Linked DNA regions of Mus musculus: region 2 is linked to region 1. The links are chromatin loops, found by intact Hi-C in ENCODE. Cell type or tissue: left cerebral cortex. All regions are shown on one strand. Links, peaks and the distances in the headings refer to the core of each region. The heading gives the core; the rest is flanking DNA.

Region 1 (15,639 bases), core at 3,256-11,255:
TGGGTCTAAAGTCGGGCTGGGACGCCAGGTTCCCGGTGACCTTAAACAGTACAAGACGACAATTTACTGATGTGTATTACAATAGCTTACATAGCTGTGTGTCATCTGGACTCCTTCCACCTTTGTGAGAAAGGAAGGAAGGAAGGAAGGAAGGAAGGAAGGAAGGAAGGAAGGAAGGAAGGAAGGAAGACAGAAAGGGGCAAGATTGCATACACCTTTTATCTTAGCACTCTGGAGGCAGATGCAGGTGGGTCTCTGAGTTCAAGGCCAGCCTGGTCTATATGGCTAGTTCCTCCAGGACAGCCTAGGCTACATGGTAAGATCCTGGGGAGAGAATCAAAGAAAGAGAGAGCAAGGGAGAGAGACACAGAGAAGAGGGAGGGGGAAACAGTAACAGAGACTGAGAAGCAAGCAAGTAGCAGAAGTATATGATAGTCCACAAAACTAGGAAATTATACTGCAGCCATTCTGATTTCAACCACTTCTGATTTCAACTTCCCTTCTGGTGACCTCGCGTTGCCGGACAACATCAGGATTCTGGGCTCGGTTCCCAGGCCCTGGTGTGCGCCCTACAGAGTCGGCCCGTGGGGAGGCATTTGGCAGAAGGAAAGCTGTACTCTCAAGTGTTTCTGGGAATTGGAGTCCAAGCTGCTGTAGAGTTACAGGCCCGCGTCTGGAGCTGTTGCATTCTGGAAGTCGTAGGCAAAGCAGTTCAAGGCCTTATGGGAATTGTAGTCCCAGGGCATTTTTCCGCTCCAGGCTTCCGCGTGGCAGGCAGAGTACTCAGCTCGTTCCACTCAGGTTAGTGTTCCTCTTCCTCCGGTTCCTACGGGCTTGGGGCCATGGTGCCACGGGAGAGCTGAAGGTCTTTCTAGAGATTTGGCACTCGCTTTTATGATTGTCAACTCGCGTTCTGGCCAGGATCTCCTAGTCTGGTCTCTTGCCAGGCCGCTTTGTTCATTTGGTGGTAACAGATCATCTGCCTTCTCTTGCCCCTGTTAAATATGTTCTGGTGACGCCTCTTCTGCCCTTTAGGAGAGTTGGCCACCCGGAGGCACCCCTGAAATTTGTTTTGTAGATCAGGCTAGCCTGGAACTTGCAGAAATTCAACTGCCACTTCCTCTTGAGTGTTGGGATTAAAGGCGTGCACCACCACGCCTGTTATTACCTCGGGGGTTTGCCGCCAGTCTGTACACAATTCTTTCCCCCATCATCCCAGATACTTACTTAATTAGCATAAGCCCTGTTCGCTCCGTCAGCTAAAGACTACTGATATATCTATCAACCAGGTTCCCTCCATGATCTCAGGGCTACTACTGATGTGGTATCCCCCTTTTCTGTTTCTGCGTGTGTCTGTAAGCTACTCCTTACAATAGCAACCCCCTCACAGGATTAGATGACTGAGAACAGAGAGTGTATTTACACGCCATTCTGCATAAATGCGGGGGTAGAAGGTGGTGGGCACTCTCAGGAGACAGATAAGCCAGGCAGAAGGGACAGATTTGGGGAGCACTTGAAAGGTGCCCTGCAAGGATCCTAAGTGGGTCGTTAGGAGGTCAAGCCTGGAGGCACCTCTGAGCCTGATGATTCTAGGGCTTGCTGGGCAGGGCGTGAGGAGAAGTGAGGAGAGACTGGTGTGAACCTAATCCGGGCGAGAGGAAGGGGAGAAACAAAGGCTGAGGAGGATAGTTCAAGGGGCAGTGCTCAGCCAGGAGAGTTAGGGGAGTCTTGAGGGCTGCTTGCTGGGTTCAGTGATCAGAAAGAACTCTTTGGGCCAGAGGAAAGGAGTGTTCCTGGGATACTTGAGAGCATTCTGGAAAGGAGCCACGGGGCCTCCCAAGCATCATTCACGGACCTGTCAAAAAGGTAACTGGGCTGGATCTGCAGGTTGTTATATGCAAATTGTCGTGAAGGAGGGGAGGCCAAGGCAGAGACCAGTGACCCAGACAAGCAGGCTGTGCCAGTGTTCTGAGTTGTGCAGGATAATCAAACAATGAGGGTCACCTTAGAATGTAATCGGGCTCCAAGGCAGCAAGGAGGTCCAGCCTCAATGAACTGAACGTCAGGCTCTTTCTTTTTATTTAGCGTTTACTTTAGGTTGTGTCTCCTTTAGGACAGGTACTTCTGGGCAGCAGAAAAACTTTTAAAATAAAATAAGAATTAGGTTGCATAGTTAAATAATATGTGAAGATTTAGGTGGAGGTAGTCTTTTTTTTTCTTCACAAAAGTTGTTTTTTTTGGGGGGGGGGGTTAAAAAGTTTCTCAAACCAAAACTCCTCATCAAAGGAAACATCACACCCCTGAAACTTTGGTCCCTCTTGTGGACTGTTTGCTGTACTCAATAATGCAAGACATCGCATATGTATCAGGACTGTCTTGTACCAAGTCATGCCAAGGCCCTAAAGCTCCTTCAGAAAACAACTTCATAGACAATAGAAAATGATCTACGTCTTCTGCGATGACGTCTTCAAGGTCAAAGTACTTCTAGAGAACAATTCATTTTGATGTCTATTCTTGGTACACTGAAAGACAACCATTTCATTCTAAAGTTTACCCTAGATACAGCGATTTACTAGAATTCTTTTTTTTTTTTTTTTTTTGGTTTTTCGAGGCAGGGTTTCTCTGTATAGCCCTGGCTGTCCTGGAGCTCACTTTGTAGACCAGGCTGGCCTTGAGCTCAGAAATCCGCCTGCCTCTGCCTCCCAAGTGCTGGGATTAAAGGCGTGCGTTACCACTCCTGACGAGTTACTAGAATTCTACTGCAGCCCTGGCCATGGAGTAGGTGGGAAGTGTCTGGCATCTGAGGCCACAGAAGGATTGGCTGTATCCTTTTAGGGGATCTGAGCATGAGTTCTGAGGATGGACTAGGGACCTTTGGAGAACAAGTCAAGACTGGACTTTGAATTTTGAGCCCCACACAGGATGAGTGACCAGAGTGGTCCTAGACCTCAGGGCTTCTAGTCTGAGCATCTGGAAGGACAGACCTGAGCTCCACTGCAGGACACCATTCGGTGAAAGGAATCAGGGAGGTCGGAGTTGAGATGCAGTGCTCAGTGGTACCGGTCCTGACCTCATGGAAGTTCCTGACAGTAAACAAATATTTGCCAGATCATTCTGGTCATTGTGGTAAATCCCAGGGACAGCCTGACCTGTTCTGAAAGGCGGGATGCTCCCGGGTAGTCCACGCTGGAGATGAGGTGGTCTGGGGGAGAGGCCTGAGCTTGGAGAGATTTTACTGATTCATTACAGCTGGTGATGTAGAGGAGATGCACGCAGCTTCTGTGTGCCTAGAAGAGGCCACTATGCCTTCCAGGGGAAGCAATCAGGACCTCATGCGGGGTTCCAGTATCTTACCTCCCCTACTAAAATCCAAACATCTGGAGCCCTCTGCTTCCGAGTAGCAAGCTCTTCCGGGATCTGGTCAGCTCTGGAAGTTGTCTATGATTGAGACTGTAGCAAGAGTGACTGCAAAACTGTGCTCCATTTCCTAAAACAGACACAATTCCATTCTGTCTATCCTTTGCATGGCTTCCCCCTCTGTCTCCCTGAAACCCTGTCGTCGGGTTTTTATTTTCTTGGTATAGGAAGAAGCTGCCCTTCCCGTGGGCTCCCCTGTGTCAGGGCCACTCAGTAGGACGCCATCTCCACAGCCTCCCCACAACACAGACTATCCGTGTGATCCACTTCTTTCTCCCCTCAGCTCTGAAATGCAGATATCCTGGATAACCAGCTTCCCTTTTGGGTATCTTGTGTGGTCCCCTCCCCTCTTCTCTCCCGTCAACCCTGCAGTGTAGACTCCCCAGATGACTCCCTTCTCTCTCCTCCACAGTGTAGACCTCTCAGACGACCCAGTTCTCTTTCAAGATGCCCGCCCCGACGTGCTTCTCCTGTCACAAGACCCGTGCTGCCCTCCGTCGCCCACGTTCTGGGCAGGCGCTGTGCGGCTCCTGCTTCTGTGCTGCCTTTGAGGCTGAGGTGCTACATACAGTGCTTGCCGGGCACCTGCTGCCGCCGGGCGCTGTAGTGGCCGTGGGTGCCTCTGGTGGCAAGGACTCCACAGTGCTGGCACACGTGCTGCGTGAGCTTGCGCCCCGCCTGGGCATCACCCTGCACCTGGTGGCGGTGGATGAGGGCATCGGCGGCTACCGGGACGCCGCGCTGGAGGCAGTGCGCAGTCAGGCGGCGCGCTGGGAGCTGCCGCTCACCATCGTGGCCTACGAAGATCTCTTCGGGGGCTGGACGATGGACGCCGTGGCCCGCAGCACCGCAGGCTCCGGCCGCAGTCGCTCCTGCTGCACCTTCTGCGGGGTGCTGCGGAGGCGCGCGCTGGAGGAGGGTGCGCGCCTTGTGGGAGCTACACATATTGTGACAGGTGAGCACTGGTGTGCAGCAGGAACGGTGTGGGTGTGGAAGAGTAGTGTGCCAGGAAGTGCAAGATAGTGGGGTGGGCTGGGGTCTCCACTCCCCCCCCCCCCTTTATGGTGCTGAGAACTTCCACTGTCCCTCCTTTTTATCTCTGGGTTCTGAGTGTTCGTTCCAACGCCCACCTCCACTCTCCCAGGCCCCAGTGTCTCTATGGTCCCTTTTACATTTTCTCCTTAGGGAGGATCTACCGGGTCCTCTCATCTGCTCCAGGGGTTCCCGGCCTCTTCTCCACTTTTCCTGTTGTCCAGGGCTTCTTGGGGCCCCCCTCCTCGTGTAAATACCAGGCTTGTACACACGCCTCAGCTGGGGCCTACTGAGTCTGGCCATTGGCAAGAGCAACAGCAGGCTATGAGTGCGGTGACACAGCTCTGAGGGGGAAAGGTATCTTGGCAGTCAGGAGCCAAGGAATATCACAGAGTCACACCATACAACAAATCTCGCACAAGAGATTGATTGAAAGTGACACAAGAAGGTGGCTGCCTCTGCTGCAGTGAGAAGCCATGGAGTACTGAGCAGGGGACCGGCTTAGAGTATTTAACATGGAAGAGTTTACAGGGTGAAGATTTCCAAGGTGGGGATTGGTGACATTTCAAGTCAGAGTGCTGGGTTTTCAGGCTCAGGGATTGGTGGATTTCGGTAACTTTTCAAACCAGGAAATGAGCTGGGACTTTTTACCTTCTCTTCTTTGTCCTAATCCTTCACCTGACCTGAGCTCTTTCTCCCGCAGGCCACAACGCTGACGACATGGCTGAGACGGTGCTCATGAACTTCCTGCGTGGTGATGCTGGGAGGCTGGCGAGGGGTGGGGTGCTGGGCTCCACGGGCGAGGGGTGCGCACTTCCCAGGTGCCGGCCTCTGCAGTTTGCCTCGCAGAAGGAGGTGGTGCTGTATGCGCACTTCCGCCATCTCCGCTACTTTTCCGAGGAGTGCGTGTATGCCCCTGAGGCCTTCCGTGGTCATGCCCGGGACCTGCTTAAGCTCCTGGAGGCGGCCAGACCATCAGCCGTGCTGGACCTCGTGCACTCGGCAGAGCGCCTAGCTCTGGCTCCGGCAGCAAAGCCCCCTCCTCCAGGCACCTGCTCCCGCTGCGGAGCCCTGGCCAGCCACAAGCTCTGCCAGGCCTGTGCCCTCCTGGATGGCCTCAACCGAGGCCTGCCGCGCCTGGCCATCGGCAAGGGCCGCCGTGTGCTGCAAGTTGAGCCTCCACAGCCTGGGAACCCAAGCCTAGTCACCAGTGACCCTGTGGCCCCAGCAGGACCCTGCACCTGCAAGCAACCGAAAGATAAAGCCAACCCATGCGGCAATGGAGGGGACCGGGCAGGAGCCACCTGTGTATCGCAGTGTGACCTGAGCCCCGGGAATGGAGAGGACCGGGCAGGAGCCACCTGTGTATCGCAGAGGGACCTGAGCCTTGGGAATGGAGGGGACCGGGCAGGAGCCACCTGTGTATCGCAGTGTGACCTGAGCCCCGTGGCGGAGTGACCTGAGCTCTGCACTCTACATTGCCCTGTGTCCGGGGAAGTGATTGTACCCCACTGCCCTGCAACTGTGGAGTAATCTATACACTGTGAAGTGATTTCCCTTCAGTGCACGGCACCTTGGGACTGACCTGTTTCCGTGTGGAGTGGCTGTACCCTGCAGAGTCGCTTGAGCCCTGCAGATTATTTAAAGTGTCCAGTGCCCTGCAACCTGAGCCCCGTGTCCTACCTGTACCCCATGGAAGGATGGGCCCTGTAGAGCAACATGAACCTTGAAGTATAGGGCGCTCTAGGCACAGCTACCAGCTCTAAGAGAGAAGGGACCAACACCCATGCATTCCCGCACACCTCTGTGGGCTCAGAGAGCCCTGGCCCTCCTTTTCTGTTTTCCCAAGTCAGGTAAACAAAGTCACATGCGTACTAGGAATATTCACAATCGTCACTATACCCGTCTCATCCAGGCACAGCTCTCGCACCTACGGGAACTGGAGAAAGTTTGTTCTGAACCAGTTGGGACCTTCCATGGGCGGGTATGTGAATTGAGGTTGCCTGGGAAACTGCCGTGGGAGCAGTTACACAAACGTTTACAGCCCTAGGACAATAGAAAGTCATTAATCAAGACATTGGTCAAGTATGTCGGTGTGAACTGCAGGTAGACAGGTTATAGCAAAGCTGAAATCCCTTCTGTCAGTCTGAGGAACTATCTGATGACTTTCTTAGCTTGTGGGTCTTTGGAAGCCAGTGGTCTGCTGAGCTGATAGGTTCTGAACCAAATTTGTAGTTTTCACATGGTTGTTGAGTTAGTGTCCTGGCTGGCCATTTTTTGGTTTTGTTTTGTCAACTTTACACAGGCTGGGGTCATCTGAGAAAATGCTTCCATAAGATTGGCCTACAGGCAAGCTTGTGGGGCATTTTCTGATTGATGATTGATGTGGAAGGGCTCAGCCCACTGTGGGCGGTCCAGTCCCTAGGCAGGTGATCCTGGATACTATAAGAAAGCAGGCTGAGTAAGCCAGTCAGTAGTAGTGTTCCCTCATGGCCTCTGCCTCAGTTCCTGCTGACTTCCCTCAGTAATGGAGTGTGACCTAAAATGTAAGTTGAAATAAAACTTTTTCTCGAAAGATGTTTTTGGTCTGGTGTTTTATCGCAGCAATAGGAAATGAAAGTAAGAGTGTCCACATACGGGTCTTCATCACACACGTTGCTTTCAAGGGGACTTCATCTTTGCTTTGGAGTGCTTATATCTACCTTCTCATTTCTTCCCCATGGCAACTTCAAGGGACCACAGGGCCTGTCACCAGTCCTATCTATAATAGGGTGACTGCCTTGCCCAGTCCTGGTATCTGTTGTGAGTGAGGAGGGCACCCCAAGCTTGGACTCTGGAGACAGAACTTGTGCTGAGTCTCTGCCTTAACCTCTCTAAGGTGCCATTTCCTCCTGTGAAAATGGAACTGTCTTGCCTTCACCCCTATCTTGGGAGATGAGAGTCCAGTTATCCAAGTCCATGTCCAGCTTGGCTCTGTATACTGGGGATTGGCCACCAGGGGGCTCCAGGCTTCTGGGTGCTGCCTTGCCATATTAAGAAGTTGAGAGGCTGAAGAACCTTCCCAAGAAGAGGGTTCCTCAAAAGTACTAAAAACTTCCCTGGATCATTCCCCCAACATTGGGCAAAGGGTGCTCCTTAGCCTCTGTGGCCCTGTCCTCTTGGAAGTGACTCCATAGGTCTCTATTTACCAAATTAAGATAAGTTAAAAAGCAAAGGTGGATGCCCTGCCGCCATCAGGTCCCCCTAGGCTTATAAAGCACCAGGTCAAATATTCATTCAGCAAATATTGGACATCTTTTTGTCTGGTCCTCCTGCAAGTGCCAGGAAGCTGCAGTGGGCAGAGACAGGAGCCCCTCCACAAATTTTCAGTCTGGGGTGGGGGCGGAGGGAGGGCCATTGCAAACAAATAACGAGTGATTGTGACTGTCGCTTTTTCCTTTTTTTAAAAATTTACTTAAAAATATACAGCTCAGTATTGACATTTTTAAGTCATCGAAATAATTTATAATAGTTAAATGCCTCTTAAATATACATGAATTCTTCTGAAGCTAAAAGTAATATGCACTCAACCAGTTTTTAAAATCTACTTGGAACATTAAACATGATAGAAGTAGAAAAAAAAAATCTCTCATGAAGTCCTCTATGAAAGGGAATTGTGACAAGTTCCTGATTAGACAGAAACCATTCCATCTCCAAGGGAGAATGCACAGTGTAACTGTGGCTTCATAGAATGAATTGGGCAGTGTTCCTTCTGTTTCTATTTTGTGGAATAGTTTGAAGAGTACTGGTATTAGGTCTTCTTTGAAAGTCTGATAGAATTCTGCACTGAACCCATTTGGTCCTGGGCTTTTTTTGGTTGGGAGACTTTTAATGACTGCTTTAGGGGTTATGGGACTGTTTAGATGGTTTATCTGATCCTGATTCTGGTATTTGGTATCTGTCTAGAAAATTGTCCATTTCATCCAGGTTTTCCAGTTTTGTTGATTATAGCCTTTTGTAGTAGGATCTGATGGTGTTTTGGATTTCCTCAAGTTCTATTGTTATGTCTCCCTTTTCATTTCTGATCTTGTTAATTAGGATGCTGTCTCTGTGCCCTCTAGTTAGTGTGGATAAGGGTTTATCTATCTTGTTGATTTTCCTCAAAGAACCAGCTCCTGGTTTTGTTGATTCTTTGTATAGCCCTTTTTGTTTCTACTTGGTTGATTTCAGTCCTGAGTTGGATTACTTTCTGCCCTCTCCTCCTCTTGGGTGCATTTGCTTCTTTTTATTCTAGAGCTTTCAGATGTGCTGTCAAGCTGCTAGTGTATGCTCTCTCCAGTTTCTTTTTGGAGGCACTCAGAGCTATGAGTTTTCCTATGTCCCATAAGTTTGGGTATGTTGTGCCTTCGTTTTCATTAAATTCTAAAGTCTTTAATTTATTTCTTTATTTCTTCCTTGACCAAGTTACCATTGAGTACAGCGCTGTTCAGCTTCCATGTGTGTGTGGGCTTTCTGTTGTTTTTTGTTGCTATTAAAGAGCAGCCTTGGTCCGTGGTGATCTAATAGGATGCATGGGATTATTTCAGTCTTCTTGTGTCTGTTGAGGCCTGTCTTGTGACTGATTATATGGTCAGTTTTGAAGAAGTTTTTTTCCCCTTTTTTCAACGCTGAAGATTGAATTAAGGACCTAACATGCCAAGCCACACCCTCAGCCCCTCACAGGGGGATCCTAGACAATCTATCTCTGAGCTACATCCCCAGCACAAAGGTTTGCTTGTCAAAAATAGAGTAGAGGGAGCCATGAAGGAAAGGCCTCTGGGGAGGTGGCCTTTGAGCAGCGACCCACATAAAGCTAGGGGAACAAATCTCAAAAGTATGGGGGAGGGAGTTCCCCCTGGAGGAGGGAACCGCCAATTCAGCAACTAGGGTATAGGAATAACCTTGATCTCTTCCAGGCATCTGAAGCTGGACCAGGTGTGTGGAGTCAAGACTTGAATTTTATTCTAACAGTGAAGGCCAGTCTCTATTCCGGGTCTATCCAACAACTGCTGTGACAGAGAAGTAGCTATGGACAGGGATGGGGGAACAGAGGAGGGGCTGGGGGCGGTAAGGGTGTGACTGAAGACTCTCTAGGCAGATTGTACAACTCCAAGCTTTTCTCTTGTGGGACTGGACCCGTACCAAGAGGGTGTTCCATCCCGGCTAGTGCAGTGATAGGAGAGTAATGCTTGTTTAATACTTATGCTAGATGAACATGCAACCCAGTGAAGTAACTTGCCGAGACTCACATAACTGTGACTCAGGGAGGGAGCAGGGACTCTAGGTTCTTAAACTGGAATCCAGAGGACCTGCTTCCAAATGCATGCACAGCAGGGCACCTCTCATTTCTGGAATATCTCCAGGGACTCTGCCCTGCTACTGAGCCTCTTGTGTGAGAAAGGGGCTGTGTTCACATTTGAACACAAGGGGGCGCTGTGACCACATCTGCGCACCAAAACTGGGTATCCAGCCCAGGCCCAGACAGCACTGGATCTAGAGAAGCCTGAAACCTCTGAGTTTTCATAAAGATGATGTGTCCTTCCTTGCCTTGCACAGACTCTGAGCATGAGACCCGGTAACGCAGCTAAACTGCAGAAACTGCTCAGGACAGAGCCTAAAGGCTGGAGAGGAAGAAGAAAGGGGCTGGGAAGATGGAGGCCAGAGAAGGAGAGAGAGGAAAAGAAATAAAAAGAAGGAACACACAGCTGTAATGTACTGCAACAGTTCGATACTGACAGGTGTCGGTAAGGATGTGTCCTGTCCATTTAAGCGGAAAAGGGGTGGCCTAAAGGAGACAGCCCCATCCCAGCAGAGAACCGTGTAAATTGAGGTGGTACTTGGCTGACCGCTGGAAAGCATTCCTGGAAGAGGGAATGACTAGCCTAGAATCCGAGAGTGGAGGACAGGACAAGTGACAGAGGAGAGAGTGTGAGGGGCAGGTGTTGAGATGCAGAAGCAAGCCCTGAACTCTCCCGGGAGGGGAGGATAAGAATCACGGTTGCGGGCATTTCCTAACACCTCTCAGCCTAGGCTAGTGAGGAAAGACCTGACTCAGCGCTGGTCCCTGCCCTCAGTGGGCTCTCCCTCTGGTGAAGGAAGAGGGTGCAGGCACTGACAAGTCAGGACCAAAGGGTTACATGCCACTGTTGCCATTGTGAGACTTCAGAAGGGATCCTAGAGGTGGGGCGCCCAGCACGGTGTGGTGCGTCATAGAATGCGGAGGTGATGTTTGAACCAAGACCCAGGAGCTGAGTAAGACTGAGGCCAGGAAAGGCAAGAGAGAGGGGCGTGGTGTCTGGTAGGATGGCAGTGGGCCTCAGTCCCCGACAAGAGGCACCTGTCCCTGTGGGGAAGCATTGCTCTTGGTGCAGAAGTCAGAATGCTGCCTTAGCTGGGAACAGGGCCTGCCTGGAAAGACTCAAGGCAGACAAGGCTAGACTGGGCATGTAGCTCAGTGGGTAGATTGCTTGCTTAGCATGTACAAAGCTCTGGTCTCCATCCTCAGTGCTGCATAAATGGGGTGTGCTGGTACACGCAGCCCTAAATCCCAGCACAGGGGAGGTAGAAGCAGAAGGATCATGAATTTAAGGTACATGGTAAGGAGGAGACGCTGTCTCAAAACACCAAGAGCTCTGTGGGAGCGGCCATGGAGACTAAAACTAAGACCACACCAGTTGAGGATCTGAGCTAGAGAGAGTGGAAGACCTGGTAATGCTGAGAACAGGTGCAAGGGCTTAAACCTCTCACCAAGAATTGTGAATCCTACCGACACTGGGTGTGTTTTTAAAACTTTAAAGAACTCCTTCCTGTGTGAGTTCATAGACTATATAAAATAGGGGCTGGAGAGGTAGCTTATCCACTGAGAGCAAGTACTGCCTGTTGTGTTTTATAGACAAAAAACGCTAACACTGCCCTTGCAGGGGACCTGAGTTAGGCTGCTTGACAACATCCTGTAACTCCAGCTCCAAGAGATCTAATGCCCTCTTGTGGCCTCTGAAGGCACTCATAGTTCTCCCTCTCCCTCTCCCTCTCCCTCTCCCTCTCCCTCTCCCTCTCCCTCTCCCTCTCCCTCTCCCTCTCCCTCTCCCTCTCCCTCTCCCTCTCCCTCTCCCTCTCCCTCTCCCTCTCCCTGTCCTCCTCTCTCTGTCTCCCTCTCCTCCCTCTCCCTGTCTCCCTCTCTTTGTCCCTCTCACTCTCTCTGTCTCTGTCTGTCTGTCTGTCTGTCTGTCTCTCTCTCTCTCTCTCTCTCTCTCTCTCACACACACACACACACACAATTGAAAATGCTAAAATATGATATAAATACAGGGTGTCCCTCCTGATGAGCAGAGCAAACGCATTTCCCACTCAGGTGGGCTTTGCAGATACTGGAGGGTGTTGGAGAGGCCTGGGGCTTGCTGAGGCAGGAAGAAGAGCTGGGCGTCCCTAAGGAAGCCTGTGGCTCCCCCTCTCCACCCCACTGAAACACAGAGAACCCAGTATATCATCCCTTCGCATACACCAGACACCAGATCAGTACGGTAAATTCAGTGGTTGACCAGGTAGGAAAGGTCCCGGACCTCGCAAATCCTCTGGGAGACACAGTCCTTGTTCTTTCTATTGGAGGGGCAGAGGGCTAAGTAGCTGAACATCTTCCCTCGTCAGAGCTGACACTCAAGTTGTTAGAGACAGACTTGAATAAAATTTTATTCTGAATAAAAATAAATTAAAATACCCACGAAGGACATTGAACACCGATAAGTGCTTGCACGCAGTGTGAGAAGGGCAGAGACAAGAAGAGAATGCACGGTTCAGAGAAGGTGATTGGAGGGATGACATGGGCAGGGTGGTAGCAAAGGTGTCCCAGGCAGAGGGAACAGTAATGACCAAGCCCCTGAGATGCGAAGGTATCAATCATGCTGAGAACATCAAGGAAGCACAGGGGCCCAAGGCAGAGGACATGATGGAAAGACTAGGGTGGAGGGGGAGGAAGTCTAGACACTGTTGCCTGGGGTGTTTGGAACTTAGTATGCTTCCAGCAAGGTCTTAGATAGGTTTTAGCTTTGAACAAGGTGTGGTTTTGAGCTTTAGGGACCATAGCTGCTAAATGGAGAATGGGCTTGGCCTGGTGGAGGGGGAGGGGGAAGGGTTAAGTGGGGGTGGAAACAGAGAGACCAGGCTGTGTGCTACTTCACCTGTGTAGGTGAGGGGGCTGGGAGGCTGGGTGGATGTGGCAGAGAAGAGGTAAGTGGGGGAATTCTCTGCCAAAGTGAGAGGCAGAACTGTGGTTGGGAGGCGGGACTGTGGGCAGCAGTTGGAGACCACTCCCAGCTTTTGACCTAAGCAGCTGAGGAGAGGTTGGGTTCAAATGGACCACGGAGACAGTACAGACAGAGGAATCAGAGGGTGTCCACCACCATGAAGGATGCCTGGTGTTAGCAGGCATGAGCAGCTGTGGATGCTAACTTAGACATCTAGAGATGGTGCTGGAGAGATGGCCCAGTGATTAAGAGCATGCATTGCTCTTCCAGAGGACTGGAGTTCAGTTCCCAGCATCCACCTCAAGGAGCATACAATCACCTGTAACTACAGTTCCAGGACATGCAACACCTTTTTTTGGATTCTGTAGACACTTCCTTTGCCAGATGAAGTCTGAGTAACGAGAGAGCCACGTGAGCTCTAGAGCCAGAGAGGGCCACTGAGTCAGGAGGGCTGGGACTCAGATTTGTCTCCTCACCTGTAAAATGTGTGTCAGCACGTGTGCAGGGAATCGAGACCTAACACAGGGAAGAATCCCACTCCCACCTCCAAAAGAAATCGTACTTGTGGAGGCAGGAAGAGCAGAATTGCAAGCTTCATAGAGAGTTTAAGACCAACCTGGATACTTGAGACATTGTCACATACTTGTGACATTGTTCATTGTCATTTTGTGACAGTGAACCCCCAGAGAAGATGTGGGGGTCAAGATATGTTCTTTACAGACTGCCTAACCCAGCACCTGTCAACAAAAGGTCAAGAGCCTGGAAGTACTACCAACTTTACAGATCAATAATCTTCCAATGGCTGCAGAGTGCCTCCCACTACCCCCACTCCCTTTTCCATAGCCCAGCTGAGCCTCTTATCTCCTCCAGGAAGAACTGCCCCCTCTGAGGCACGCTTCTGGTGGAGGGTGCTGCAGACAGCACACCCATAGCTGTTGTTCTATTCCCCAGACACCTGGCCATCCCACGGCAGGTCTCACCACCAAGCCTTCCCGCCTTTGCTTCTCCTTCACCCGGACCTAATCCCTGACCATCCTCAACTCCACTGGCTCAGCATCAAGGCAGGTGCTTTCCTGGCTTCCTTGTTCTGGCCACTTGCCAAAACAGTGCCCTTCCCCCATCACCTGAGCATGTGTGCTCCTGAAGATGATCTGGGTGAGTTCTCTCAGTAAACTAAACAAAACAAAAACAAAAAAAACCCAACCGAGCCATTAGACAGGCACGTCCTCTGCTTCCTGCCACCTGACCCACGCCCCACAGAGAACCTCGCCCTTTCCCTCTTCCTTCCCTGGACAATGGAATAGGCGTCCTTCCTCTTATCTGGGGTTAATCTCACCACTTAGCCGGCTGTACCGTCCACTTGAATATTTCCCAACTACAGTTGGGAAGAGCCCTTCAGGTAGGTTCAGATCTCCATGTGGCTACATGGCTTTGTGCAACCCTGGGCAAGGGAGCTGACTTCATCTTGACTTCCTTGTCTAGTACAATGGAGGGTCAGAATGGCACCGGGATGTTTCAGTTCTCACGCACGTAGGGGAAAGATCCATCCAGTTAACTTGCTCAACATGCGTGAAATCCTATTGGTCACATAAGCGGATGTACTGACGCAGTTGGCAGTTTCCCCGAGGTGACAGAAGAAAGAGTCAGGACAGTTGTGGGTTTTGTATGCTGCTTCCTTCTCTTCTCAGCTAGGTAAGTGCGCAGCTTCCTCTCAGCCAGCCTCAGTTCCCAATCTGTAATCCCGACACGAGCTAGTGTCCACACACTTCCCATGACATCCCTTGGGTTTCCATTCTCCTCTAAGCATGGTGGTCTCCCTGTGGTCTCACATCTGCCAGACCCTTCTACCCCATTTTAAACAAAAAGATTTGTTTTTGTTATTTTTAATTATGCGGAAGCATGTATGTCTTTTTGTGTATGTGCACATGAGTAAAGCGTCCCAAGAGGCCAAAGTGGGGCACTGGATCCCTTGGAGCTGGACTTACAGGCAGTTCTGAGCAGCCGAAAGTGGCTGGGAACCAAACTCCAGCTGTCTGCAAGAGCAATGCTCATCTTAACTCGGAGCTGTCTCTCCAGCCCCTGCTTCTTTTCATATAGTCTCTAAAATTATATGGCATATAGTTTTAATTACATATTGCATTTATTTACTCTGTTTTCCCTTCCAGAATACAAGGCAGAATATTTCTTTTTTCTTATTTGGTAGTTTTATTTATTATGGTGCCCCTGTTTCCTGGGAGCTTAGTAAATATTAGTTATAAGTATGGAGGCAGGAGAAAGAAAGGTAGGTTGGAGAATAGAAAGAGTCCCTTTGTTTTCCAAAGAAAGAAGCTAGCTTGCATACAGAACAGAGCTAGAGAGCTGAGGATGTGGCTCAGTGGATGGAGTGCCTCTCTAGCATGTGTTTACCTAGCATGCTTAAATCTCCAGGCTCCGTCCCCAGAACCAGATGCACTAGGCACGGTGGTACACACCGGTCATCCCAGTACTCAGAGGGTAGTGTGGCAGGAACATCAGAATGTTCAAGGTCATCCTCTGCTACTTAGCAAATCTGAGGCAAACCTAGGCTACACGAGACCCTGTCTGCCACAGACCCTCTAGGTCCCTGGTCTGTGAAGAACGGGATTTCTTAGGCAGATGGGCAAAGAAGTCAGATGAAAAATGACAGACAGATACACAAGTGGTGTTGGATCTGAATGTAATGTTCTGGTTGAGCTTCAGACTTATATTACAACGAATTATCAGAGGATATAAATCACAAAAAGACAAGATACACTTAAATTCACCAGTTACAGCAGAAAGGAATTTACAGGGACTAATTAAATGTTTACATTAGGGATAACAAGCCCTGCCTAGGATCAGCCTAATGCCAGGCAAGAATTTCACACTTTAAGGTTAAAAGCATCAGGGGGTTGTTAGCTCTTGACAGGCCTTA
Region 2 (15,639 bases), core at 4,206-12,205, 100 kb after region 1:
CCTGTCTGTTTATTCTCCAGTATAAGACTGGAGGAAACCCGAAAAGGTGGGAGTTATTGCTGGACTTGGTTGCATAGGTCTGTGATCTCAGCACTCTGAAGAGAGAGGCGAGGGGGATCAGGCGTTCCAGGCCATTCTGAGTTTTATGAGACCCTCTGACAAAAATAAACAGTCCACGAGTAATGGTGGAGGTCTTCAGTCCCAGCCCTTGGCAGGCTGCTCTCTGAGTTTGAGGCCAACCTTGTCTACAGAGCGAGGTCTAGACCAGCCAGAGCTACACAATGAGAATTTGTCTTAAAATCAAAGGTTTGGGCCTTACATTTATTATTGTTGTTGTTGTTGTTGTATATGGGTATTTTGCCTGCAAGTATGTCTTTGAGCCATATGCATGCAGTGCTCACTGAACCAGAAAAGGACACTGGATTTGAAGCCCCAGGGATTGAAGTTACACAGGGTTGTAAGCCACTGTGCGAGGACTGGGGATTGAACCAAAGTCCTCTAAAGAGAGTAGCCATTGCTCTTAACTGCTGAACCATGTCTCCAGCCCCAGCTTTGGCCTTCTCATGAACTGGATATAAATGGCCAGAGTGGGGGTGGTGTGCTATGCCTGACTGCGCTGTATAGCCATCTGTTCTGTCTGCTATGGGATGCCAGTATGTTTTATTGTTTCAGAGACAGTCCAAGGTGAGTCTAGAGATGAAACAACCCAGCTACAGTCGTTGGCTAGTCCCACCCCACTGGTCCTGTCTCCACATTCTCTTCAGAAGGCAGAAAAGAAGGCATTCTTGCTTAAAAAAATGCCTAAGAGGGGACCTAGTGTGCTGGGAACCTGGTGTGCTGACCCCAAAGCACAGGATGGTAGCCTTTTCCAACATCCCCTTGGCAGTTCATCCCCACTCCACCCCAAGGCAGGGCCGGCACCCCCATGTCACAGAGTAGAGAACTGAGCTTCCCTGGGGTGGAGTCACCTGTCCCACGTCACCTGGGTAGGAAGAGGCAGAGCCCGTAGGGTTTGAGGCCACAGTAGGCTGCTGGCAGAGCCTGGGCCTACCCCGCCTTGTCCCACATCTGACTAGGGAAGTAAGGCGAAGGAGGCCCATGGAAGAAAAATCTAAATGAAAACATAAGCTAGGAGAACTGAGGCTTCAAACCTGAAGCTATCTAATGAGGAGGCTGAAGAGTGACTGGAAATTATCTACAGAAACCAGTAAGTGCCGGAGGCCTGGGCAGTGAAGACCAGGGGGGCCGGGGAAGGGTCAGCAGAGAAAGGAGGCCCACATAGGAGCCCTGGGGCTCCTGGCACACCCGCTGAGGTTTCTCTCTCCTTTCTTGAGCCATGGCTGTCACAGGCCCTGACCTGCCTCCCCCACCGTCCTGTCCCTGCCCCTTCACCAGGCAAGCAGCCCCACCTCTATGACGCCCCAGATTCCCCCCTCTTTGGAAAGGAGAAGGGAGGGCCCAAAGGAGGCCAAGGGGCCCGCTGGGCCTAGGCTGTGAGAAGGGAGAGGCCCACAGGAGGAGAGAGAGCAATGGAGGCCTTAGAGAGGAGACAGAGACAGGCACAATGGGAGGCCTAGAAAGGGGTTGTAGGGACAAAAAGCTGTGACAAGAGGAAACAAGGATCCAAAGACAAGCAGGGACAGAAGCCTAGAGGCAGAGACCAAAATCACACACACAGAGGGGAGAGAGGGATGTGGGGGCCCGAGACTCTGAGACCTGCTGGAAAAAAAAAGGGTATACCTACAAGAAGAGGAGACCACAGGGAGAAGAGGGGCTCAGACAAGTGATATCTTGTCTCCCAGACCCCAAGGCTGCCTTGGGAGGGCCCACACACAGCTCTCTCCCAGGGCAATAAGGCAGGATTAGAAGCCCAGTCATCCCAGCGGCCCCCCTTCCGGAGGCCAAGCCCTCTGCCTGCCTGCCTGCCTGCCTTCTCCCCAGGTGCTCAGACCCAGCCTGCTGCAGTGTCAACCGCACCCTTTAGAGTTCCCATCCCCAGAGCCCAGGAATGAATCCAGGAGAGAAGGGAAGGTTCTCCCACCCCCACCCTCATCCCCACCCCCACCCCCACCCCCACCCATTCCAGAAGACTGCCATCCTAGAAGCTAGGCCTCTTCTGTCCCAGCATGCATTTTCCCCCTCTTGAAGATGTCCTTGGAAGATGGGGAGGGACTTGAAGCCACACTCTGCTTCCCTCTGTATCTCTCACCTCTAAACTGCTGCCCCCAAACTCAGTGACCTCCGTCCAGTCCGTCCCCTCAGGTGGCTTCGTCCTGCCCTTCTCTCCCACCCCCGCCAGCCAGGGCAGCTGTAGGCACCAGCTGTCCCTTAGCCAACCACACCCAGCCCAGTCCAGCTGTCCTTCACTGGAGTTCAGCAAGGTGGAGGGAGAGACTTCACTGGTTGTGGACAGACCTCACAGGTCCCTAATATTCTACATGTTGGGACATCAAAAATGAGGTCCTTACCCAGTAGTTAGCCCCTTCCCCCTTGTCTTCCCAGTTGTGGGGCTCCCAGTTGTGGAACAAGCCAGGTTCTCATGTAAAGAAAAAGAAAAATATTCTCTAAGATTTTCTCCCGGGGTCTTCCTTCTCCGAGCAGCTCAACCTGAGTGAGCCAGGAGCCTTGCCCAACAAAGCCCCTCCCAGCTGTTTTGTTGTTCTCAATATCCAGGAAGCTGCTAGCCTAGATCCAAGCCACTCTGGAAGCACAAGGCTTTTCTTACAGGCTTGGGGATTGGTGTGAGAACCAGGAGGTTCCCCTGGGGGAAGGAGGCAGGTAGTCAGAGAAGCAGAGAGACCCAACAGGTGAAGGAAAGAAGAAAACCCAAAAGCCAGCATTCTGATCGCCTCTTAAAGTGATTAGACCTCCCTCCTTGTCCCCAGGGGAACCTGGCGCCCGCCCTGCCCTACTCCAGGCCAGGATGATTCTCCGACTCATTGCACTTGCTCTGGTAACAGGTACGGTGGGGCTTAGAGGGAAGGGGGGCTCCCTATTCTACTTCTAAGGCCCCCCAGCTACAGTGACACCTGCTTGGAGATCACCCCCATGAAGTAGTCTGAGCTATACCAGGCATAATCAAGTGGGACTAAGAGGAGGAATGGGGGTGGGGGTTGGGTCCCCTCAAAATCTTAGGACAGCCACTAATGACCTGGAAGTATAGTCTTATGCCAGCACGTGACAGCTAAGAATGAGAACAGCTATTCTTTTGCTTACTTTCATTTCTGGGGTCTCTCTACCAGCCTACCCCCTCTTATGCTTGTACTTCATCTTTTGCCCCCTTCAGGGCACGTAGGGGGAGAGACGAGGATCATCAAGGGTTATGAGTGCAGGCCTCACTCACAGCCATGGCAGGTGGCCCTCTTTCAGAAGACACGGCTTCTCTGTGGGGCAACCCTCATCGCCCCCAAATGGCTCCTGACAGCAGCCCACTGCCGCAAGCCGTGGGTGCGGGGGCTGGGGCGGGGCTGGGCGGGGCTGGGAGGGGGCTGGAGATGGAGAGATGAATGGAGAGAGGGGCTGGGTCCAGAGAGAACGTGTGGGGGTGGCAGCAGTGGGTGGAGGGGTTGGGGATGGTGTGGTGTTAGCATGGATGATCAGACTGGAGAGGGTAAAGTAGCATTAGTGTGTATGACGGAGGCCTGGTTGGTATGAAGATAGAGGGTTTGGGGATGGAGTGGCATTAGTTTGTATGATGGGGATCTAGTTGAGTTGATGACAAAGGAATGAGGTGGTCTTAGAATAGATGATGGCCTTAGTCAGGATGAGGATGAAGGAGCGAGTGATGGTAGATGGGTCTGGGTGTTCACAAGGCACAATTCATCATCTCTCCCTCCCCACCCCTGCCCTGTCCCCCTACCTTTCTACCTCTGACCACATCTCTCCCACCTCAGCCATTACGTGATCCTCCTTGGAGAGCACAATCTAGAGAAGACAGACGGCTGTGAGCAGAGGCGGATGGCCACTGAGTCCTTCCCCCACCCCGACTTCAACAACAGCCTCCCCAACAAAGACCACCGGAATGACATAATGCTTGTGAAGATGTCGTCTCCCGTCTTCTTTACCCGAGCTGTGCAGCCACTCACCCTGTCCCCACACTGTGTCGCTGCAGGCACCAGCTGCCTCATTTCTGGATGGGGCACCACGTCCAGCCCCCAGTGTAGGGGCTCCTGAGGGAACCGTGATCCGGGTGGGAGATGGGGAAAGGAGACCAGATGAATCTTCAGAGAGAAAGATCAGAGTCACTCAAGAGGCATGGTGATCTGGAGCAGTCAGGAGAGGGATGAGCTAAAAGGAAGATGAGAAATTCTGAGGGACTCACTTTTGGGCCTCAAGACTGAGACAGGTGTGAGGCAGGTGTGAGACAGGTGTGAGGCAGGTGTGAGACAGGTGTGAGACAGGTGTGAGACAGGTGTGAGACAGGTGTGCGGCAGGTGTGATTCCCAAATCTATAACTTTCTAGTTGTGGGATCTAAAGCAGGTGGCTTTACCTCTCTGAACCTTGGTTTTTTTTTTTTTTTCCTAAAAAGAATAATCATATCTACCTACCACAGTGGGGTCAGAGGTAATGCACAGAGAACAAGTAGTAGGAAGAATTTACTCAATGCATTGCTGTTGCAACAGTTACAAGCATAGAGATGGGTTCAGGGCAAGGATTGTCCCAGGTGCTGGCTACTGTGGTGGGGTTGGAAAACCAGGTGACCACTGCTCACACCCTTCACTGCTGTCCCCACAGTGCGCCTGCCTCATTCCTTGCGATGTGCCAATGTCTCCATCATCGAACACAAGGAGTGTGAGAAGGCCTACCCGGGCAACATCACAGACACCATGCTGTGCGCCAGTGTTCGGAAAGAGGGCAAGGACTCCTGTCAGGTCAGCAGGCAGGGGCTGGATCTCCAGCCACATACCCATTGCAACCTCCATCATCTTTACTGACATCCCCAGTCAGCCCTGATCACAACCATATCCAACCCTGCCTCCCCATGTTCACCCTCCTCTCCAACTCTGCCACCCATGAAGAACCTCTGGGCCCTGACCCCATTTATATTCTCACCCAGAATCCCACCTTCATCCCACCCAGCCTCTCACCATCAATCTCTTCCTTCACCTGCCCACCACCCTCACTACCGTCCTCACCCCCTCCCAACCACCCCACTCAACTCTAACAGGTTGTGTCTCCTCTCATGCCAGGGTGACTCTGGAGGCCCCCTGGTCTGCAACGGATCTCTTCAAGGCATCATCTCCTGGGGTCAGGACCCATGTGCCGTCACCAGAAAGCCTGGTGTCTATACAAAAGTCTGCAAATACTTTAACTGGATCCACGAGGTTATGAGGAACAATTAGAGGGGACCTGCTTCCCACCACCCAACCCCTCCAACCTCTTCTTAATGCTTTGACTTCTCTTCATTCTGCCCTAAGAAGTCCTCAGCTGGGACCCTGGCATGTACTCTCTCCGACCCACCATGAGTATAGTATAGGGATGCTCTAACTTGATGATCGACCTGGGGCCTGGAATCAAATCCTGACTTGAACTAAATTGTGACTCTGGACATGATCACCACTGGTTTTGTTTGTTTGGTTGTTTTTTGTTTTGTTTTGTTTTGTTCCCAGCTTTGAAGACAGTCCCTGGCATATCCCAGGGTTTCAATAAATATTTGTTAAATGATAAATGATTCTGTTGAGTGTCAACTGCATATTAGTCCTGACCATACAGAGGGTGTTTAAATGTCATATGGGTATGAGAGTTTGCCTGTATATTCGTTTGTCTGACATGCACCTGCCTGTCTGAGGAGCTCAGAGGAGGGGTCAGATCCCCAGCCACTGTGAGTGCTGGGAACCAAACCCTGGTCCTCAGCAAGAGCAGCAAGTCCTATGAACCACAGAACATCTCTCCAGCCCCCCAAAGATCTTTTAAATGTTACTAAGCAACTGAATGCTCACAAGCCCCTTGGAGATTGGTCCTATTTTTCTACCCACTTTTGCAGACCATGAAAGTGGGCACAGACAGATGAAGGTGCATGCTCACAACCACCCAGCTGAGACCTGAAGGGTTTAAAAGCCCAATGACTCTTAATTATCAACGCAATGCCACATTAACATTAATGCTCAGTTTGTTTTCTTTTTATGTTACTTTAAAAAAATTTTTTTTAGTTTTAGTTTATTTTTGTTTTCCATTTATTTACTCATTCTTTTTTTAGGGGTGGGCAGGGAGAGGCACACGCCATGGTGCACAGGTGGAAGTCAGAGAGCAAATTGCAGGAGTCCATTCTCTCCTTCCACCATGTGGGGGACCAAGGATCACAGGCAGGTTGTTAGGCAAGCACCGGTACCCACCAAGCCATCTTGCTGGCCAGGCAGAAAGAACTCACTCAGTTCTTCTCTCTCTACATGAGAAGTTGCACATGCAAAAGTGTGATCGCAGTGAGTGCGGTCCGCATGCACAGAGTAAGAGGTAGTAAAAGAGGCTACCATCATTTTCCAACTGCCAGATTCAGTTCACTGAGGTCAGCGTTGCCTGGTCTCTGCTAGCCAAAATGAAGCCAAAGGACACAAAAACAGAAAGGAAATTCCTGTCACCTTTAACACATTTTGAATGCTCTGTAGCTCCAAGTAGCTGGTGGCTGGTACAACATAGTCACTGTAGCAAAAATCTGGACAGGACTGAGTCAAGCAACCTCTGAAGTTAACACAGACAAGATGCCTCAGAAAACACAGACGTTCTGTTCAGCTCTTGAGGAGAGATCCCTAGAACTAGAGAGAATCGTTTCTAGTTGTTAGGCGGACTTGCTTGCTGTGTGACCTCTTATGAGTCACAGCCCTCTCCGAGCCTCCCATTCCTCACCCAAAATGAGGGTGTCAGCCAAGGTGATGTGGCCTGTTCCTTAATGTGATTCACTAGCTCGTGTCACCTGAAGACACACAGGGAGGGTGCACGATGCTCACACACAGGCTTAGGGCAAAGCTGCAGCTTCCCACCCCCACCCTCTCAGCACATGCTGAGACACAAGGAGCCTACTGTTTCTTGGTTTACACACTTGGGAATTTGTCTGTGTCCTTCCCACTCTTTCCTTCTGCCTACTTGAACTCTTCCCACCTCCCTCTTCTTCCTCATTCTGGCTCCTGCCAGAGCAGACCTTGCCCCCTCTTCGTTTCCCCTCTCTGTCACTCACCATCTCATCGACGTAAGCCCCCCCCCCATCTTCCCACCACACCTGAGAACACTTCTCAGAAAGAGGGCATAGGGGAACCCCCAAGAAAGCTAGCTCCAGAAGGTGTTCTTGTCACTGCCAGAAGCCTGTATTCCAGGGCCCCTCCCTGAGCAGGAATCTGGGGCCCTGGTTGAATGCCAGCCCCACCCACGTTATAATTAGGGAGAGGGAAAGAGAGGGAGTGAAGCCCTAAGGGGAAGGGTGGGGGGGAGGAAGCTTCCGGGATCTTGAGGGTTAAAAGGGAAGGTCTGCCCAGGGGTCCCTGGTCAGAGGACTGTTTGCAGCCCACACTGCAGGGCAAGAGCCACTTCTGAGTCTCCTTTCTTCTTACTGGCGACTCCCAGGTGAAGCGGGTTGCACCCCACCCTATTGGGGTGGATGGCGAGAGGATGGGTGGAGACCCTCGGGCAACGGGCAGGAACTCTTTCATAGCCCTGATTTCCCTGCAGCATGGGGAAGTCCCTCAGCTCTGAGGTTAGGAAGAGGTTCCCACGGGCTCTGAGCAGGACCCCAACCCACCCACGAAGGAGTATGGACCTGGAGCTCAGTGTGGCTGGTGGCCAAGAAAGGCTGGGTGCACAAATTGGTCCCCTCTGGAGGATCGAGGACTGGAGTTCTGGGGGCCTTTGGAGTGAACCTCATTGAAGTGGTTCAGATGCGCTGAGGCAGGGGGTCTTGACCGATCATCTGTTTTAGGCCTCCACTCCAGCCTCTGCAAGCCAAGTATCAGCTATGAGGGTCCCGCTTCTTCACCTCTCCACTGCCTCTGGCTCCTGGTCCCTGGTGAAGCTTCTGCTGCCGCTACTGATGGTGCAACTCTGGGGTGAGCCTGGGGCCGGGGGCGACAGGAGGGAAGGGCCAGGACCGGAGGTGGAGGGAATGTTGCCACTGCAACCGTAGTCAGCTCGCCTTCCTGGGGGCCTGGCACCCACATAGACATCCCAAGCAGGATCCACCCTCAGGTGGGCTCTGACCCCAGATACCGCACCCAACTGTTAGGAGAACCCAGCCCCTTCGCCCCATCAGCTTCTCCACCTCTCTGCCTCTCCTACCTCGCCTCTTAGCCTCTCCTGCCTTCTCCTCACCTCTTGCAGACCCGTTGCATCCCTCCCTCTTCCTAAAGGAGGTGCTACAGTACCCCTAACCTGTGTGTTGGAGCAACTTCCCATCCTTGGACTAGACTTACCTTTCCCTCTTGCACACCCCTTCTCATTTGTCTAGCACTTCTCGGCGCTCTGGCCCCATTTCTTGCTGTCCCACCTTGTCCCTGTCTCCTCCTCGCTGCCACATTAGCTCCTCACTGGCCCACTGTGTCTCCTGTCTTCTGCTTCTCATTGCCCCATTGTGCGTTCTGTCTCCTGCTCCATATTGCCTCCACCGTGTTGACTGTTGCCTTTACCTTCCCTTTGTATTCTGCCTTCTTGTTTTTTTGTTTTTGTTTCGTTTTTTGTTTTTGTTTGTTTGTTTTTTTCGAGACAGGGTTTCTCTGTGTAGCCCTGGCTGTCCTGGAACTCACTTTGTAGACCAGGCTCGAACTCAGAATTCTGCCTTCTTACTGCTCACTGTGTCTCTGCCCTTCTGTACCCCCTGTCTGCCCCCTTACCTATCACACTCCCTCTGCACAGTGCTCTGCCTAGGCTCGCATCTGGTCTCAGCCCGGTAGGTTAGATCCCTGCCTTTCCTGCACATTGCCTCACCGCCCCCCATCCTACCCCCACTCCAGTCTCAGCCCTGGGGTGTCTTAGTCCCATTCTATTCTAACCCCTCTTGCCCTTTCACGCCTCAGTAACTGGTTCGCAGAGTTCTCTAATTTTCCCACGGCTTACTACTCAGCTGCGCCCCCTAGAGGCCCATCCTGTGACGTGCTGTATTAACCCGGAACCGTGACTTGGCTGGGCGAAACCTGATCCCCCTGTCCCGCTTCTCTATCCAGCGGCGCAGGCTCTGCTGCTCCCGGGAAACGCCACGCGCGTGGACCTCGAGGCCTCCGGCGCCCAGTGCGAGCGTGACTATCATCCCTGGCAGGTCTCCCTCTTCCATAACCTCCAGTTCCAATGTGCGGGTGTCCTGGTGGACCAGAACTGGGTGCTCACGGCCGCACATTGCTGGAGAAATAAGTAAGGAACCACTCAGAAGTAGCAATGTAGTAGTGGGGAGGATGGGGCCCAGGCACTCTCTCGGCTTTGGTTAGGTTAAGGGTGGCAGCCATTCTACAAGAGAGGCAGGATCCAAGCTGCAACGCCAGGGCGGGGCGCTGTGAGTCCATCGCACCTGTCCATAGAAGCCAGCCAGGGCATGTTGTATTTAAGACCTGTAGTCTCCTCATATGCCTGCAACGCAGGGACAAAGGACCAGGTGACACGAAGATGAAAGGAGAGACGGGCATACTAAAGAGTAGTAGTCAGCCTTCAACCCTCAAACTCTTACTCTCCTCCCTCAGACCCAGGGTTTCAGTCCTGAGCCCTCCTCCTTCAGACCCAGGAGTCCAGTCTCCAGCCTCTTCCCTCAGTCCCAGGGGACCAGCCCCAGCTACTCTCCCAGACCCTCTGATCTCAGGATCCCACTTCACTTCCTCACCCTCTGACCCAAGGACTAGGGTTAGGCTCTGTCTCCATGAAGGTTTTGCCTTCATCAGGCTACTCTTCCTCCCCCAGGCCACTGAGAGCTCGAGTTGGCGATGACCACTTGCTGCTTTTCCAGAAGGAGCAACTGCGGTCCACGAGTTCACCTGTTTTCCACCCCAAGTATCAGGCTTGCTCAGGCCCCATCCTGCCACATCGCTCAGATGAACACGACCTCATGATGCTGAAACTGAGCAGTCCTGTAATGCTGACGTCCAACGTGCATCCCGTGCAACTGCCCTTCCGCTGCTCTCAGCCAGGGCAAGAGTGTCAGGTCTCAGGCTGGGGGACCTCAGCCAGCCGAAGAGGCAAGAACTGGGCTGGACTCCTGGGTCCAAAGGGCTGAGTGAGAGCTAGACCCTAGATCTGAGGGAGGATGGCTGAAACCTGGGTGTCTACGTCCGAGGGAAGAGGCTAGAATATGAACTCTGGCTCAGGGGACTGCAGAGGTTGGGGTTGGATTCTTGGATCTAAGATTAGAGAGATGGAGTTTGTAAGATTAGAGAGATGGAGTTTGTAGTCCTGGATCTGGGGAAGAGGGCTGGAGTCCAGACACCTCGATGTGAGGTCAGAGAGCTGGGACACGGACCTCTGGGTATAAGAGAGGAAGGTCGTGGCTAGACTCCCAGGTTGGGGGAAGAGAGCTGAGGTCTGACATCTCGGTTTGAGGAGAAGGCTCAGATCTAGACCCCTGGATCTGAGAGAAGAGGCTGGGGCTGGCACCCTGGGTCCCAGGGAGGAGGCCGAGGGAGGATCACGAGGGTTTGAATTTCTGTGCCTAAGGGTGGAGGGGTGGGGTTAGGTTCCCTGGGTATGTAGGAAGGCTTGGGGCTGGATTCCGGGGTCTGGAAGAGAGGGCTAACTGGTCTCCCTGTGACTGCCCTGTTCTCAGTGAAGTACAATAGGAGCCTGAGCTGTTCCAAGGTAACTCTCCTTAGCCAGAAGCAGTGTGAGACCTTCTACCCAGGTGTGATCACCAACAGCATGATTTGTGCTGAGGCAGACGGAAACCAAGACTCTTGCCAGGTAAGGACAGATCAGCAAGCAAGTCTGTCTCCTGGACTGGGTGGGGGGCACTAAGACACTGAAAGAGTTGTCTCTGCTTTTCCTCCCTTCCTCCCCAATCCACAGCCCTCCCTACTCTTTACCCCGTTTCTCAACCCACTCCCTTAATCTGCTTTTCACCCTGCCAACCCCCATCTCTTGATCCCTCTCAGTCTTCTCACCTTGGATGAGCCAATTCCAGCTGCAAACCTATCACATCTCCATTGTCACCTCCCAATTTGACCCCCACGCCCCATGCCACCATCACCTCTGTGTGTATCTCCTTACCACCCCAACTTCTAACATCTCTCCAGCCCCATCCCAGGGTCTTCCGTATCCTAACCCAACAATAGCCCTCCAGGCAGCTCTTTCCTCATGGTACCTCCTTCCTCCCATCTGCAGAGTGACTCCGGTGGCCCCCTGGTGTGTGATGACACCCTGCATGGCGTCCTCTCGTGGGGCATTTACCCATGTGGTGCTGCCCAGCACCCATCTGTCTACTCAGAGATCTGCAAATACACCCCCTGGATCCGAAGAGTCATTCGTTTCAAATGACCGTCTGCCCCTCTCCTCCTCTCATGCCCACCCACCCCTCTTCCTTCATCCCTTGTCCACTCCTGTTCTCTGCTCACAAATGCAGAAAATGGTGGCTGAGAAAGTTCTAGTACCCCAAGGAAGCTAGCAGTCCCCAAGTCTCTAAGAAAAGTTACCTGTCATTCAACCTCTACCTCCCTCCTCTGTGTGACTGGGACAAGCCTGGTACTCTCTCTGAGCCTTGGTTTCCTTGTCTGTAAAATGGGGACAATGAATTGTCTACCTCTTACATATGTTGTATGGAGACCATGATGGAATATGTGTGTGTGTGTATGTGTGTGTTTATGGTCACTGACACAGGAACATGAACACCATCTGGTTATCACTGATTAAACACTACCAAATCTGACCTCCAATGTGTGTGCCTCTGTCTGGGATCAGAGCCAATGAGTGCACAGAGGGCAGCCTTCAGATGTGTCAGCAGCAAAGAAGAGTCTGGCTCCACACTGCCACCCAGAGCACCCTCAGAGTCCTTTCATGTTTTCAGGACCTCAGTTCTGGTAAAACTGGATCTCATGATGATACAGTGTGCAGCAGAGTGGGAGGCTTTTGGTTTTGTTTTTTTAAAATCACATGTATTTTGTGTATGTGCATGTCTGCATGCAGACATGCTCGCAGCATGGAACATGTGTGGAGATCAAAAGCAGTTAGTTCTTTCTTTCTACCCCAGAGTCTGAACTCAAGTCATCTGGTCCAACAGTGAACACCTTTACCCACTGAGCAGTCTTTACAGATCTTCTCAATTTACAAAAGCATATATTTATTTATGTGAACGAATGTGAGCACATGATGCATAGATGTCAGAGGGCAGACCCTCAGTTCTTCCGTTCTAGGGATTGAGTCCAGGATGTCAGGCTTGGCGGTGCCTTCACCAGCTCAGTCATCTTATTTGCCCAAGTTGGAGTTTATTGCAAGAAATTAGCATAGGTTTTAAGCGTGAGGGTTAAAAGAAAGAGAAAGCAGGATATATCTAAAAGCGTGTGTGTGTGTGTGTGTGTGTGTGTGTGTGTGTGTGTGTATGTAGAACAGAGAACAATTTGTGAGTCAGTTCTCTCCTTCCACTGTGTGGATCCCAGGGATTGTACTCAGGTCGTAGGCTTACCAGCTTGTGATTTTACCCACGGAGCCGCCTCCTATCCCAGGAGTGTGGGCTTCTCAAAGAACCAGCTCATAGGTTTTCACAATAGTCAGAATGGGGTTCTCAATGGGGTTTGAAGTAAGCATCAGATGGATGTCTGGTTATATCATTGTAATTGTGCCATTACATCTAAATGAGATTGCAGGGTGGCTTCTGGGGTCATCTGGTGGGACCACAGCAGAGATGGTGCAACTCCAGATCAGGTCAGGAGGGCTTGGGAAGGTAGTTAGCTACAATGCTGACAGTTAGCAGTCTCATCTCTGAGGGAGCCCAAAAATTCCTAGGAGAGGAGTGAGGCCCAACCCAGGTCAGATACGTTTTGTGCTGCAAATTGTTCTCTGACCATCACATGAACACTGTGGCGTGCATGTGCAGGAGTACACACAAACAAACGTCAAAGAGATAAAGGTCTGGAGAGATGTCTCAGCAGTTGAGAGTGCGGACTGCTCTGCCAAGGGACCTGGAATCAACTCCTAGCATCCACGCAGCAGCTCACCACCAGCTGAAACTCCAGCGGCAGGAGCTCTCATGTTCTATTCTGGCTTCCGGGCATATTCATGCAGGCAAAACAATAATACACATAAAATTGCAAATATTTAAAGTATGGGCTGATGTCTTAGTTAAGATTTCTATTGCTGCAACAAAATCCCATGGCCAAAAAGCAAGCTGGGGAGAAAGAGATTTATTTGGCTTATACTAACATATCACTGTTCATCACTGGAGGAACTCAGGACAGGAACTCAAACAGGGCAGGAACCTGCAGGCAGGAACTGATGCAGAGGCCATGGAGGGGTGCTACTTACTGGCTTGCTCAACCTGCTCTCTTATAGAACCCAAGACCACCAGCCCAGGGATGACCCCACCCACAGTGGGCTGGGCCCTCCCCATCAATGACTAATTAAGGAAATGCCTTACAGCTGTATCTCGTGGAGGTGTTCCCTCAACGGAGGCTCCTCCCTCTATGATGACTCTAGTTTGTGTCAAATTGACACAAAACCAGCCAGTACAGCTGGAGAGATGGCTCAGTGGTTAAGAGTGTGCACTGCTCCTACAAGAGGAACCTGAATTTGGTTTCCAGCACACGAGGGGTCAGATGTCTCAGGCTTTCTCAGGCACCTGCACTTACATCCGTGTACCCATCTACAGACATGTACAAATGTACATGATTTTAAAACAATAAATAAACAAAAACTCAGTATGATTGACTGTGCTGGAATCCCTGACTCTCAGCTAGTGAGACACTTTAGCTAGACTTTGAAGCAAAGAATCCCTCTTCTGCCATTTTCCTTTCCTGCCTTACCCCCAGCCCACCCACAGGCCTGATGGAAAAATCAGATTCTCCATTCCTCCTAACCTCCCAGAAGGGTCTTTTAACCACTTCCTCTTCCCCTCCCACTAGGTCTCATTTCTGGGTCCACCCAACACCAGTTCTTCCTGTCCTGGCAGGAACCAGCCTGACCTTGGATCACCTGACACACTCCCTGCCTCCCTTGGGGCCCTGGAATTCGAGGGTCTGGTGCAGCATCCATGCCCACTCCCAGTTACAGCAGAAAGCACCCACTGCTAAACTCACCAAAGAGCCTTCCCGTGGACTTTAGAAAACAAAACAAAACAAAAAAAAACAAAAAACAAACAAACTGTGCTGTATGCTAAGGGCTTTCAGGGTTTTGTCAGAGAGAGGTTATTTTCCCCATCTTGATATGATCTGTGGGTAAATGTATATGTTTCAAAATACAAACATTCAAAACATTTGGATGGACCCAGATGAATTTCACAAGTTTCAGATGAAATGTAAATGTGTTTGAGCATCCTGACTTACCTTAGACCCAAATAAAGGGAACACAGAAATCTTTATAGAGGGGCATTTAGTTTAGGTCTTAAAGGATGAATAAGAGTTCACCAGAAAAAGGATACAGAGAAAAGTGTTCACTTATTCAATCAGCACAATTTCCCCTTTCAAACACCAATTAATTGAGTCTCTGTTATACGCCAGGCCCAGAGCCCACAGAATGTTGAACATAGAATCTGACTCACAGCTCCCTTCTGTCAGCTCTGTCCCTACCCCACACCATTAGCATACGCAGGAAATGTCAGTCCAATGTGTCATCTGAGGATCCAAAGCACAGTAAGTAGGGTCTTGCAGACGGGCTTCATATTTGGAAGTAATTCATCCACATCCTCTGCCAAGTCCCAGAGATGACTCTAACCAAACCCTACCCCTAGGAAGCTGCTCATCAGGTCTGGGAGACAGGCTAGTCTCACATTCCTGACATTCAGGTCTCTGTGAGGTCACCTCCTCCATGAGGCCTCCTGGATTGCCCTAGACAAACTGTCTTATGCTGTTTGGCTCTCTCTCTCTCTCTCTCTCTCTCTCTCTCTCTCTCTCTCTCTCTCTCTCTCCCTTCCTCCTCCCCTCCCTCTCCCTCTCTCTTATTTTTTGTTTTTTTTATTAATCACTTTATTAGTTTACATTTCAAATGATATCCCCCTTCCCGGTTACCCCTCCACAGACCCCATTTCCTCTGTGACACCTGTGACAGCAGCTGTTGTACCATGTGTGTTTTTATTTGATAACATCCTTCTCGTCCTACATTACTTCAACCCCCCACCTTGAAACAGAGATACCTGCTAGATTAGACTCATGCATATTATATGAGATCATAGAAACAAGCTTATTTAAGTCCAGGCTTTTGAGGCTGGAGATGGCTCAGTGCTCAAGAACATTGGAGGAGCACAGAGAACCCAGGCCCAACCCCAGTTATAGCTCACAACCATCTCTAACTCCAGTTCCAAGGGGACCAATGCCTTCCTCTGATATCTGCAGATACCAGGTAATATGAGTCCATACATCCAGGTAAAAGTTCACGTACATAGAATCCTAGAATCTAAATATTTTTTATATCACTCAAATGATTGGGCTGGAGTGATAGATGGCTCAGTGTATACAAGAGCTTGTGGCCAAGCATGATGACCTGAGTTTGATCCCCACAGCCCGCATAGTGGAAAGGAGAGAAGTGACTCCCACAAGTTGTCC

What was found. A loop is a pair of places that touch in the nucleus more often than their neighbours do. Peaks named below come from ENCODE experiments on the same cell type or tissue, not always from the same donor. Only the 100,000 strongest peaks of a DNase experiment are listed, where the experiment ranks them.
Region 2: a loop joins it to region 1, with 3 times the contacts of the local background. A loop is called at or near these places in 25 of 42 quality-filtered maps.

Annotation. Positions count from the first base shown.
Region 1 is chr7:43,671,275-43,686,913 of GRCm38, forward strand. Ctu1 (cytosolic thiouridylase subunit 1) reads left to right here and starts at 757. Exons shown (of 3, transcript NM_145582.1): 1 at 757-801; 2 at 3,830-4,372; 3 at 5,153-7,024. The coding sequence starts at 3,865. The coding sequence ends at 5,907. It also overlaps a transcript of Siglece not described here and a transcript of Klk14 not described here. In left cerebral cortex, for the core only: CTCF peaks have their summits at 7,444 (motif pointing right) and 9,891 (motif pointing right); DNase peaks (open chromatin) are centred at 7,437 and 9,893.
Region 2 is chr7:43,773,595-43,789,233 of GRCm38, forward strand. Klk11 (kallikrein related-peptidase 11) reads left to right here and starts at 2,735. Exons shown (of 5, transcript NM_019974.2): 1 at 2,735-2,960; 2 at 3,287-3,443; 3 at 3,894-4,159; 4 at 4,736-4,872; 5 at 5,191-5,669. The coding sequence starts at 2,924. The coding sequence ends at 5,343. It overlaps Klk10 (kallikrein related-peptidase 10), which reads left to right and starts at 7,460. Exons shown (of 6, transcript NM_133712.2): 1 at 7,460-7,552; 2 at 7,905-8,031; 3 at 9,142-9,325; 4 at 9,863-10,137; 5 at 10,722-10,855; 6 at 11,276-11,816. The coding sequence starts at 7,941. The coding sequence ends at 11,428. In left cerebral cortex, for the core only: CTCF peaks have their summits at 9,055 (motif pointing left) and 11,920; DNase peaks (open chromatin) are centred at 9,066 and 11,930.